2 separate regions of the Homo sapiens genome follow, and region 1 is linked to region 2. The links are chromatin contacts, found by Hi-C or POLR2A ChIA-PET in ENCODE. All regions are on one chromosome and are shown on one strand. Each heading gives the region's core, a stretch centred on a gene start or an enhancer-like site at or near the end of the contact. The rest is flanking DNA. Distances are from core to core; before and after follow the strand shown. Region 1 holds the start of CACNA2D2 (calcium voltage-gated channel auxiliary subunit alpha2delta 2). Region 2 holds the start of HYAL2 (hyaluronidase 2).

Region 1 (5,344 bases), core at 1,230-3,729, 180 kb before region 2:
TGGGGCTTGGGACGGGCCTCGAGTGGCACAACTGAGCCCATGGCCTGCTTGGCACATAGTAGTTTCTCCCTATGGCTCTATCAGTCTCTTCTGACCTGCTGAGCTGACCTCCCATGCAGAACTGGCACCTACCAGGCCCCCTGTCAGGGTAGCTTCACCTGCCCCTGCCACCCTACGTCTTCCAGCACAGGCAACTTGGGCCAGGTGGGCAGCCCCACATTTACCAATGTGCCTGCCATGGAAGTCCCCCTATTCCTTGGGAAGGCTCAAATTTTTCTCCCAAGATCTTAACGTGTGGCTGTAGCCAGCCACCAAGAGGGCTGAGGATGTTGTAAGCCTCAAAAGTTATAATTCGTAAACACTTACCACTTGTTTACTCTTAATTACCCCCCCCCTCCTTATTTGTCTTCCTTTAACGGCCTGTCAACCAAAATCTCCCGCCTTTCCCTTGGTGCCAGCAGCCTCAATTAGATGCACATCTGTGGAGGCTAGAACTGAAATACCCAACTGCCAAAACCCACCCACTGTACCTAGACTGACTTCATGTGCCTGACGGCCTGGGCACTTTGGGGATAGCGTTGCTACCCTGGTGTTGGAGGGCAGGGAGGCTGGCCCTCACATTTCTCAGGCCACTGCAGAGTCTGCCTTGGGAAGGCGCCCACCCCCGACAGGGCACCCAAGAGGAATGATGTCCTTTATGATGGTCCCCTGGGGCCATGGGCACAGGTATTATATGTCCAGCAAACAGGTAAGAGAGGATATCACAGGCCAGCCCTACCTTGGGCATGAGGAAGACAGAGATGCTGGGAACAGGTCTCAGCAGGCAGGGCTGGGAAGGCAGCTGTTGAGCTCACGCTTGTCGACTCCTGAGCAGGACCCCTGCCCCCCTGCCCTCCCATTGTGTCCAGAGGTGGCAGGGGGGCAACTGGCTCAGTGAGGACCCTGCTTGTCCCCCCAAAGAGCTGGACTATCGTCTCCCATAGTCCATCAGGTCCCACCTGTCCACCAGGCCCCTGGCCCCTGCGTTGCCTTCCTCTGATACTTTTTTTGGGGTCTCATGGTTTGGGATCTGCTGGCAAACCTGTCTGGCCCCTGAAGGCTCATTCAGGTCAAGGGAGGAGGACACTTCAAGAAATGAAGGAAACTGTTCCCTGTCAAGCCCTGGTTTGCTGGGATTGGAGAAGCCAAGGCAGGACTAGGCAGCAAGGGAAGGCTGTCCTAGGCCCTATTTCCAGCCCCTACCCCTACCCTTTTCAGTCCAGGGGCTACTATTCCCTTTCAACTGCAAGCCCTCCTTGGGCTGACTTGTGAGTGGGTGATAGGAGAGCCACTGATACCATGAGGTGGGGCATCTGGACATTTCCGAACCATCCTGCCCAGCTGGTTACTATCCCTCATTCCTCGTGATAGGCCAGGTCTGTGGGCAGTTATTGCTGAGGGGGTCCTGCCCTGTGTCAAGTTGGTGGGGAGCATTCTCTCATCCTATCTGCACCAGAGGCAGAGCTGGGTTCCAGGGTAACTTCAGTAGAATCCTAGGGATGGTCTCCCCTCATTGTGAATGCTTCAGTTTACCAAGAGATTCTCCCCATTCTCACTTCATCCTGGAAATGGGAGTGGGCACCCACACAAGCATTCACAAGCGAGGACACTGAGGCTCTGAAAGGGCCACAAGCTGTGGAGTCAAGGTTGACACCAGCCCCAGTCTTCTGCCCACAGCAGGGAAGAGCCAGGGGCCTCCAGGACAGAAAGGACTGGGTTGTGCAGAGATGAGCTTCCTGGCTCTGGAAGAATCTAAACAGAGGCTGTGCAAACTCCGGGAACTGGGGCTTGGGACAGGCCTGCACACAGTGCCTGTTCAGCCCAGGGAAGCGAAGCGAGTGGCTGCAGAGGGCTGCATCCTGCCGTCCCCAGCCCCCCACAACCGTACAGCCGTGCCCAGGTTTCCGCTTAGGGAACCAGGAGGTCCAGGCCCTTTCTGCCAGCAGCCGGGCGTGCAAGCCCCCGACAGAGAGAAATCTTAAAGATAGCTAGAGCCACGGGGGCTGTAAGTTCAGCATGCCTCCTTTTCTGGTCTCCGCTGAAGCTGTCACTCCACCATTAAACCTGTGACTCTAGGCCTTAAGCCTGTTGAAGGTCGAGCCCCCAAAAGGGTCACATATGCTCCTGCCTTGGGCCGCGGGGCCCGGGACTCTTCCCGCGGGTGGGGTGGGGAGGAGCGGCAGGGTCTGAGGTGTGGGGGCGGGGGCGCACCCGGGGCGCTCGGGTAGCAGCTGGGGCGCAGGACGCCCGAGCCAGTAGGGCAGGATTCGGGCTGCGCGGGGACGAGAGGCGCGCGGGCACGGGTGGGCGCGTGGCCGCGGCGGGGGCGCGCGGGGGCGGGCCAGCCCGGGAAGAGAGAGGGAGGGAGGGAGAGAAGAGGGCGGTGCCGGCAGGTTGGCGGCGGCTGCTATTTGAGCGCAGGTCCCGGGCCGGGCGCTCAGAGCGCTTGGAGCCAGCGCTGCAGGGAGATAGCAGCGCGCAGCCCGCAGAGGCGCTGCGGCCCGTGCAGCCCCGGAGGCCCCTCGCGGAGAAGGCGGCGGCGGAGGAGAGGCCGAGTTACCGCCCGCCGCCCGCGCCCCCCCAACCCCGCCGCCGCCGCCGCCGCCGCCACTGCCCCCCCTCCCCGCGGCGCCGCATCTTGAATGGAAACATGGCGGTGCCGGCTCGGACCTGCGGCGCCTCTCGGCCCGGCCCAGCGCGGACTGCGCGCCCCTGGCCCGGCTGCGGCCCCCACCCTGGCCCCGGCACCCGGCGCCCGACGTCCGGGCCCCCGCGCCCGCTGTGGCTGCTGCTGCCGCTTCTACCGCTGCTCGCCGCCCCCGGCGCCTCTGCCTACAGCTTCCCCCAGCAGCACACGTAAGTGGCCTCGGCCGGCCGCGAGACCCCGGCCGAGCCTTGCGCCCCGCTCTGCCCCCGGTCCGCGCTACTCCTTCCCTGCGCTCCGCGCCAGGGCAGAGGCGCTGGGTCCGGCTGCCCGCTGCGCCCGGGGGCGACGGCCCCAAGCCCCGAAGGCTGGCAGCCGCGGTCCCGGCGCTCTGGCTGCGTCGCGAAACTTCCCCGCGGTGCCCCTGCTTCCCCCAAATCCCCCGAATGAGGCAAGGCAAGATCTTCAAGCCCCGGGAGGAGTTGGGGGGGGGCGGTCCGAGCTTGTCAGCTGATTCCCCTGCCGCTGACCCGGTGAGAGGGAAACCCGGGTTGGGTGAGAGGGGCGGCCAGCGACCCCTGTCCGGCGGAGTTGGAGCCGCGCATCTGCCCCACGTTCCCTCCCTGGTGGGAATCCGGCGCTTTACAGCCAGAGGTGAGGGACATCTCCACACCTGCCTTCAAGGGCCTTTTCCTTTAGTGGGGAGCTGTATGCTGATGATGCGAGCACCTTCTTGCTGTGGCCAGTGCCACAGAGGCAGTGTCCCCTGTTCTTGGCCCCCCTCCACCTGAGGAGAGAGTACCCTGGAGAGCCCAGTTGGGAGGTGAAGGCGTTGGGGTCCGGGCAGAAGGTGAATGGTGGGAAGGACCCCTGCCTGCGCCTGCTGCTGCTGCCAACAGAGTAATAGCTTCTCCTGGCTCTGCCAGCCTCCGCAGGTTTTTTGGTCCTTCTGAGCCTTCTCCTCCTCCCCAAGAGCCAGCAAACTCGGGCTGCCTCCTACGGGTGAGCTTAGCCAGATGTGTCTGGGGCTGGGAGTGGATGTTCAGTGCATGTGGCCTTTAGGACGTATCAGTTTCCTGACACTGTGCTTCAGCCCTATGTCAGTGCCCAGACCCCCTTTGGGGCACGGTGACCACCTTGCTTCTGTTATCTGTCTCCGGGTCTGAGGAGCCACCTGTCCCTGGACTCCTTCACCAGTGTCCTGGCCTGGAGACTGGGGCATGAGTCGTCGGGCTGCTGGTGGCCAAGGGGAAGGGTCTGGCCTCGGGGAAAGGGAGAGGCTGGCTCTGCGTCATTTAAACCAGCTCTGCCCAAGGGTAAGAGCCCCTGGTTCTGCCACAAAACCTGCCGACTCCAGTTCGTAGGCTCTCTAAGATGAGGGAAAAACAAACTCAGGAAAACCGCCTCTCTGGGTCTCTCTCTCCGTCTTGTCGTCTCTCTCATTGCACAGCCTGGCTGTGCTCAGGCAGGTGATCAGTTGGCAAATTACAAGTGCCGCACGGACGTGTCCTCTGTCAACCGTCTGGATTTTTCACATGTGTGTTTGGGGGTTGCCCAGGGAGAAAAGAATCGAATGGAAGTTCAGGGCTGGTGGATGCGTTATTGTCTTTCATTTGCCGTGATGGAAATGGACTTCAATCATAGTGCTTAAAAAAAGCAAAAGCATTATTTTTTTGTTGTTCTTTCTTCCTCAAAGCCAAGCACGAGCCAAGCCACAATTATTTTTTTCTTAGCCGTTTCATAGCTCCTTGAGTGAAGGTTTAAGTGGATGTCTCTTTCCACCTCTCCCGACCTCACTCCCTTTCCCTGCAACGTGCAGTTGGTCAGATGGCTTCTGGGCCTGCACGAGTCTCCTCTAGAAGGCCGATGTGAGAACCTGACCAGAGTAGGCACCTATCCCTCTGTCCCCAGCCAGAAGATGGCGAGGCGGGTGTGACGGCAGCGACACACTTCCAGCTGGACGCTGTTGTCGATATAGTTGGAGCTAATTTGGGGGTTTGGGACATGTCTTGCAAACTGTAATTAGAGAATGAGGGTGGGGGTGGGGTGGGGGCTGTGCCGCTCTGAGGGTCCAGGGGGAGGTGACTAATGGTACAACAACACAGAGGGTTTGCTGTGACAGCCAGTGCCCTTCAGCTGCCCTGGTCCCGCAGACGAGGATGCACATTGATCCTTGGAGGGAGGAAGGGGCCCACACATGACCATGGCCAGTGGAATTGGTGCTTTTGTTGAACTGGTAAGAAAGGTTTAGGCTGTTGTTCGGGCCAGAAGGTTCTGTGGGGCTGCTCAGGGATGGGTGACCTCCCAGAACCTTCTGCTGGGTCAGTGTGGCCAGGCTGGGATGACACTTTGATACAGGTGGATTTCCAAGGAGGAGAGTGGAACCCAGCTTCATGGCACTGGAGTGACAACCCCTCAGTGGGGAAGGCCCCTGATGAGCAAGTCATTTTCTCATTAGTGTCTGCCAGTGCACAGGGGCCCAGCTTCACAAGCTGCTGGATTTTAAGCAAGTGTGGGTTTGGGGTCTGCTAGCTATGATTTCTGCAATCGCTCTGGCAGCATGGCTCTCTGCCCACCAGGCAAAATGGACCAAGGCTGCTGCTGGATTGAGAAGGGCAGAGGGGTTACTGCTGAAGGGAGGACAGGGCTTCAGGGTTTTTT
Region 2 (5,103 bases), core at 2,604-5,103:
TTATCCTCTTTTCTTCCCACTTGGGGTTGGGAAGACCACAGACTTCCCCGTGACCTGTGACATTTGCCATGCCCAGGTGTGGGGCTCCAGCCCAGCCTGTTTCCTTCTCCCTCTACACAGCTCTATGTTCTATGATGAGGATGGGGATCTGGCTCACGAGTTCTATGAGGAGACAATCGTCACCAAGAACGGGCAGAAGCGGGCCAAGCTGAGGCGAGTGCATAAGAATCTGATTCCTCAGGTGAGGGGCTGGGCAGCGGTCACAGAGCCTACACTAAGCGTGTGGAGGTGGACCCAGATGGGATCTGTTGTCATGGTGGGGGCTTTTGCGGGGGGATCTGGGAGGAACAAGGAAGCTTCCTGAAGTAGAGGCCCTGAGCTGACCCTTACTAGCCTCTGTTTCCATGGCAGGGCATCGTGAAGCTGGATCACCCCCGCATCCACGTGGATTTCCCTGTGATCCTCTATGAGGTGTGACCCTGGGAGGTGGCAGACAGAAGCACCCCCTGCCCCGGCAAGAAACTCCCAGGCTCAATCAAGGTGTGGCTTCCATTGAGGAGCCCAGGCTGGGGCCACAACCCTGAATAAACTCTGTTGGCCCATAACCTTCAGCTGTGAGCGGGTCGGTCCCACAGTATTGGTTGGGTGTTGGTTTGTGTGTGGACAAGAGGTGGTTGGTGGGTGGTGAAGGCTAATGGCAGAGTTAGCACCCCACTCTCCCAAGCCACCCCTGCAAGCAGCACAGCAGGGCATATACCAGTCAGGAATGCCCGTTACCTGGTTCCTTGCCTGGTCTGCTTTCTTCCAAGTTTGCCTGGGGCCTAGCCCTGCTAGAGGCTACAGCACTTTACAAGCAAGGTATGCTTTCTTCCAGCCCCTAGGCTGTGGGCACTGTATACAAGTAGGAACTTCCTTTCCTTCACTTCCCTTTTAACCCCTAGTCAGAGCATTTCAGCCGTTTGCTACCTCGATTCCTCCTGTGTTGGACAGAGGCTGGGGGCAGTGCCAGCCTGATTCTTCCGACCTACCTGCCATTTGTTCCCGCCTTCAGATGGATGGACAGTTTGCTGGCTATTGATAGGAGTGGGGACTGGGTGGGGGCTTCTCCCTCTACCCAGGGCTGGGCTGATCCCCCTACTGCAACTAACTGTTGCCCCCCAACCCCGAACCCCCAGTTGAGGAGTTGAGAGAGTGCAGGCTGGGGTCAGGACAGGCTGCGGATGCTTGTGCCTATGGGGAGTTACTCCAACCCACCTATTCTGTCTAATCTCCATGGCTTTGCACCAAATCCTCCACCCCTCCAATTGGGAGGGGACTGTTCACCACCTTGTGGTAAGGGACAACACCCTAAGGCTGGTGCCAGTAGTTATGAGTAGCCTACCACCCCCTCCCTTACAGTAACCCCCACCCCTTCAGGATCAGTCAAGGGAAAGCACTAGAACCCCTGGGTAGGGAAAGAAAGGAGGGAAAAACCATAAAAGGAATACTTATAATGTGAAGGTTTGTAAATAGTCCATGATGATGTCGTGGCAGAGTCTGATTTCTATATAGAGGTGACTTTTTTTTTAAGTACTGTGCAAGCTCTGTGCTTCTATAATGTGGGAAATGGCTTGGGGAGGATGGCCCCTAGCTTAGGAAGACTGTTGTGTTATTTGTTCAATTTCAATAAAATGATTTGTAGATCCTGCACATGAGAGTGGCATCCTGTGGGGGCTCTGACACCCAGTGTCTAGACTACCACCTGGGTTCAATAGGTAGGCCTGGCACAGGACTCTGGCAGGCCCCCTATGACCAGCAAAGCCCAAGAGTAAGTCTGAGCCCAGCCTGTGGCCATCCCAACTGTGGCCAGCAGGTGGCTGTGTGTTCACACAGACCTCACTGCAGGCCCCCTGCAGGGTGGGAGGGCACTCATTTATCTGTTGTGATCCATGTGGTGGTGACCCTTGGAATCAGAAGGCCCTGGGATACTTCACTAAGGATTGGCCCCACCTGCCTGATCTAAGGTGAGAGAGTGTGACCCAAGATAGTTCTGGAATATCTGTCTTAGCTGTAGCATCGCCAGCTGATCCTAAGTGGGGTCATGGCCTGACCCCCATGGACCTCAAAGGCCCAGCTTTAATGGACAGCAGCCAGATAGGTGTCCCCACGCCTTTGGCCTACTGCCAGGCTCAGCAACCCAAACTCATGTGCCTCCTCTGAGGCCTGCCTGCGGACACCATGGGAGAATGAGCTCAGGCTGCTGTTTCAGCAAGCAAGGCTCGGCCCACTAGTATTGCCCCTGCTGTCTGTTGCCCCCATCTTCTCATCACCTGCAGCCTGCCCACTGTGGTCATTCTGCCTGCACTTCTCAGGGGCTGCTATAAGGCAGATTCTCTACTAGGCTTAGGCTTTGACTATCAGTCCAACTCCCAGTTAAAGAGGGGAGATTTCAGGGACAGGCTTCTGAGTGTAGGGAGCTGGTCTGCCAGTCTTTCGGAGGTTTGAACTTGTCAAGGCTAGGGCAGGATCACCATATCCAGCCTGGACTTGCAGTTCTGTGGGGTGCCTCCCCATACCCCCATAAGATGCCAAACATGAGGCCCTGTCATCCTCCATGGTCCCCCTCTACTGGCTGTTCAAGGCCCAGGGCTCTCCCATGCCAGATAGCATCCTGTCTCCTACCACCACTGTCCCAGCCTGAGGGAACTCCCTGTGCTGGGCCTACCCAGCTGACCCCATCGCTGGAAACAATGGGGGTCAGGCAACACTTCCCCACTCTCTCCCGCCGGGCTGTGCTCACTTCCTTCCTGCTGGCTGCCTGAGGAAGTGTCCCTGCCCTGGGACAGTCTGGCCTAGCCTTTGTTTCCCCGGGGGTCCCCACCCATGGAGCTTTCAAGGCTTCTGGCCCCTGTGAAGCCAGCACAGTGGTACAGGGACACTGCACCTTCCCCTACCATGTCTTGGACTCCTTGGTCCTCAGGGCCAGACTCCTGGGTATTCACCTACCCCTCACACAGCCTTCTGTTGGGGGAGAGGCTCCTGGGCATTGGGCCATTGGGTTGTTGAGGGGTTGGCTCTGGGTGATTTGAGGGTAGGTAGATTTGCACCCCTGGAGAGGTCTGCTGGAACCTTGCTGCAGTCCTCCCTAGGGCCAGCCACAGGAACACCCCTCCCAGAGGAGTATACCCCTTTCCTCATCCATGTTGTAAGGAGCCCCCTACTCTGTATAGTGGACTCTGAAATCCATCCAGGAATGAACTCCAGCAGGAAAGCACTCTGCAGAACCCTCCCAGTCCATCCCCTCCTCCCCAACCCACACAGTCACACTCACTAACACATTGTCCTGTCACACAGGATGCGGAAGCTCTCAGTGGAAAAAAACGGACTCAGCTACTGGAAGTCCCCCCGACCCTCCCCCCAAGGCTAGTTCCCTTCTTGGGCACCTGCTCTGGGGGACCATCAGCTGAACGACCCCCAAGTATTTTGACTCCCAAAAGCACCACCACCTGACCCCATCCTCTCACACCCTACTGGATTTGAGGATGGGCCCCAATCCTAGGGAAGGAGTGAAGAGGTTCCCTAGTGTTGGAAGCTGTGGGTGTGGGGGAGATTGGCACCTGATCCTGAGCCCATAGCCTTCCTGTCACCTGGCGCAGCTGGCGGGGCCAGATCCTACTCGGGAAGGGTGGGGAGGGCAGCCAGCCAGCAGGGCATTCTGGAGGGAAACAGGGTCAAGGCGATCTCCTCCCCCACGCCTGTTCCTGGCCCTTTCCTCTCAGGGGGCAGCAGGAAGTGAGGAGAAAGGGCTGGGATGGGAGGCGGGAGCGGATGGGAGGGAATGGGGTTTATCAAGTCCTCGGCGAGCTGCCCAACGGGCAGCAGCTGGCGCAAGTAGCCTAGCTGGAGAGGCTCACCCCAGGAAGGAGGGAGGCCACCGACCTACTGGGCCGACGGACTCCCACACAGGTGAGCCCAGAGCAGACGGCTGGTCTGCACCCCCACAGATGCGCTCGCAGTTGCACTCCCTCCCTCTCCTGGCGCCCGGGAGGGTTAGGGGCTGGTGGTGCAGACGCGGGCCCTTTTGGGAGTTGAGTCTCGCACAAGGGAGCGGACCTAGGAAGAGCCGAGGTGGTTTCGCACGGGGCTCGCCAGGGTCTAAGCCTGCCCCCCACCGGGAGAGGCCTGTGGAGCGTAGGGGGCGCTGGATACGGGATGGAGGCCCTGGGAGACCCCTCTTGCTGGCTTTCTCGGAGGTCCAGCCAGAAACTGCTGCAAGGAATGGAGGCCTCCTCGGGGTTGAGAGGGAGCCGGGCTCCCAAAGGACCTCAGAGACTGGGCAGAAAAGGACGGGATCTCAGGGATGACTGTCCCGCCCTGATGCGAGTCAGGGAGAGGGGCGGCCAACCTCCTAGACCCCTCTGAGCTTCCCTGACCCCAACCCTGCGGCCACGCCGCGACCCAGAGCCGGGCTGCCAGGATAACGACTGCCTCGGCCCTTCCTGGGCCGGCTAAGAAGCGGTGCTTGGCCCCTTCCCTCAGTCTGGCAGGGGGCGGGGCCTCCCTTTAGACGGCGGACCAGAGAAGGGGGCCCCTGATTCGTGGGAGGCGGGGCACTACTCTCCAGGAGACCAGAGGTCGCCTCAGGTCAAAGTCCCTTTTTCCACACAAAGGGGACCCACGGCTGGCGTCTACGTTAGGGGGTGCAGAGCCAGATCTGGTGCTGCCCCCTGCCAACCTCGGAGTACCACAGCACCTCCTGATGGCCGAACGGGGCAACGCCTCCTCCTATTCCCCCCCCCCCCCTTCCCGTCCCCCTGCCTTGTCCCTCACACTGTCTCTTTAAAGGGCTGGCGGCGCCGCGGAGCTGGGAGGACTGAACCACCGGCCTCGGGCTGCAGGGGAAACATTTCAGGCTGACTGGCGCTCGTGGCTGAGACTCCCATAGAAAGCCCGGCTCAGAGGGGCATTAGGGTCCTAAATGGGCGGCCACGTCCCTCTGCAGAGGACCTGGGGCTCTTCGAGCCCGAAACGAGGCACCGGCACCGAGAAAGGTGGACCACACCTTCCCGCCCCGTCCGCAAGTCCAATCCCGGGCCCACCTCCGCACTGGAGTCTTAAAGGGCC

What was found. Hi-C counts contacts between places; a loop is a spot of excess contacts on that map. ChIA-PET counts read pairs that join two places held with the same protein, here RNA polymerase II (POLR2A). Pooled maps may share reads with other maps.
Region 1: a loop to region 2 is called in a pooled map, with 4 times the contacts of the local background. The contact joins the promoter of CACNA2D2 here to the promoter of HYAL2 in region 2. A Hi-C loop is called at or near these places in 1 of 50 pooled maps. POLR2A ChIA-PET finds 5 or more read pairs at or near these places in 3 of 52 experiments (CD4-positive, alpha-beta T cell, WTC11 and naive thymus-derived CD8-positive, alpha-beta T cell).

Annotation. Positions count from the first base shown.
Region 1 is chr3:50,500,769-50,506,112 of GRCh38, reverse strand. It overlaps CACNA2D2 (calcium voltage-gated channel auxiliary subunit alpha2delta 2), which reads left to right and starts at 2,479. Exons shown (of 38, transcript NM_006030.4): 1 at 2,479-2,895. The coding sequence starts at 2,690. RefSeq lists enhancers at 1,351-1,859, 1,860-2,368.
Region 2 is chr3:50,321,495-50,326,597 of GRCh38, reverse strand. It overlaps HYAL2 (hyaluronidase 2), which reads left to right and starts at 3,853. Exons shown (of 4, transcript NM_003773.5): 1 at 3,853-3,945. TUSC2 (tumor suppressor 2, mitochondrial calcium regulator) reads left to right here. Exons shown (of 3, transcript NM_007275.3): 2 at 121-241; 3 at 412-1,689. The coding sequence ends at 477. RefSeq lists a silencer at 1,761-1,950 and enhancers at 2,159-2,660, 3,443-4,116, 4,750-5,089.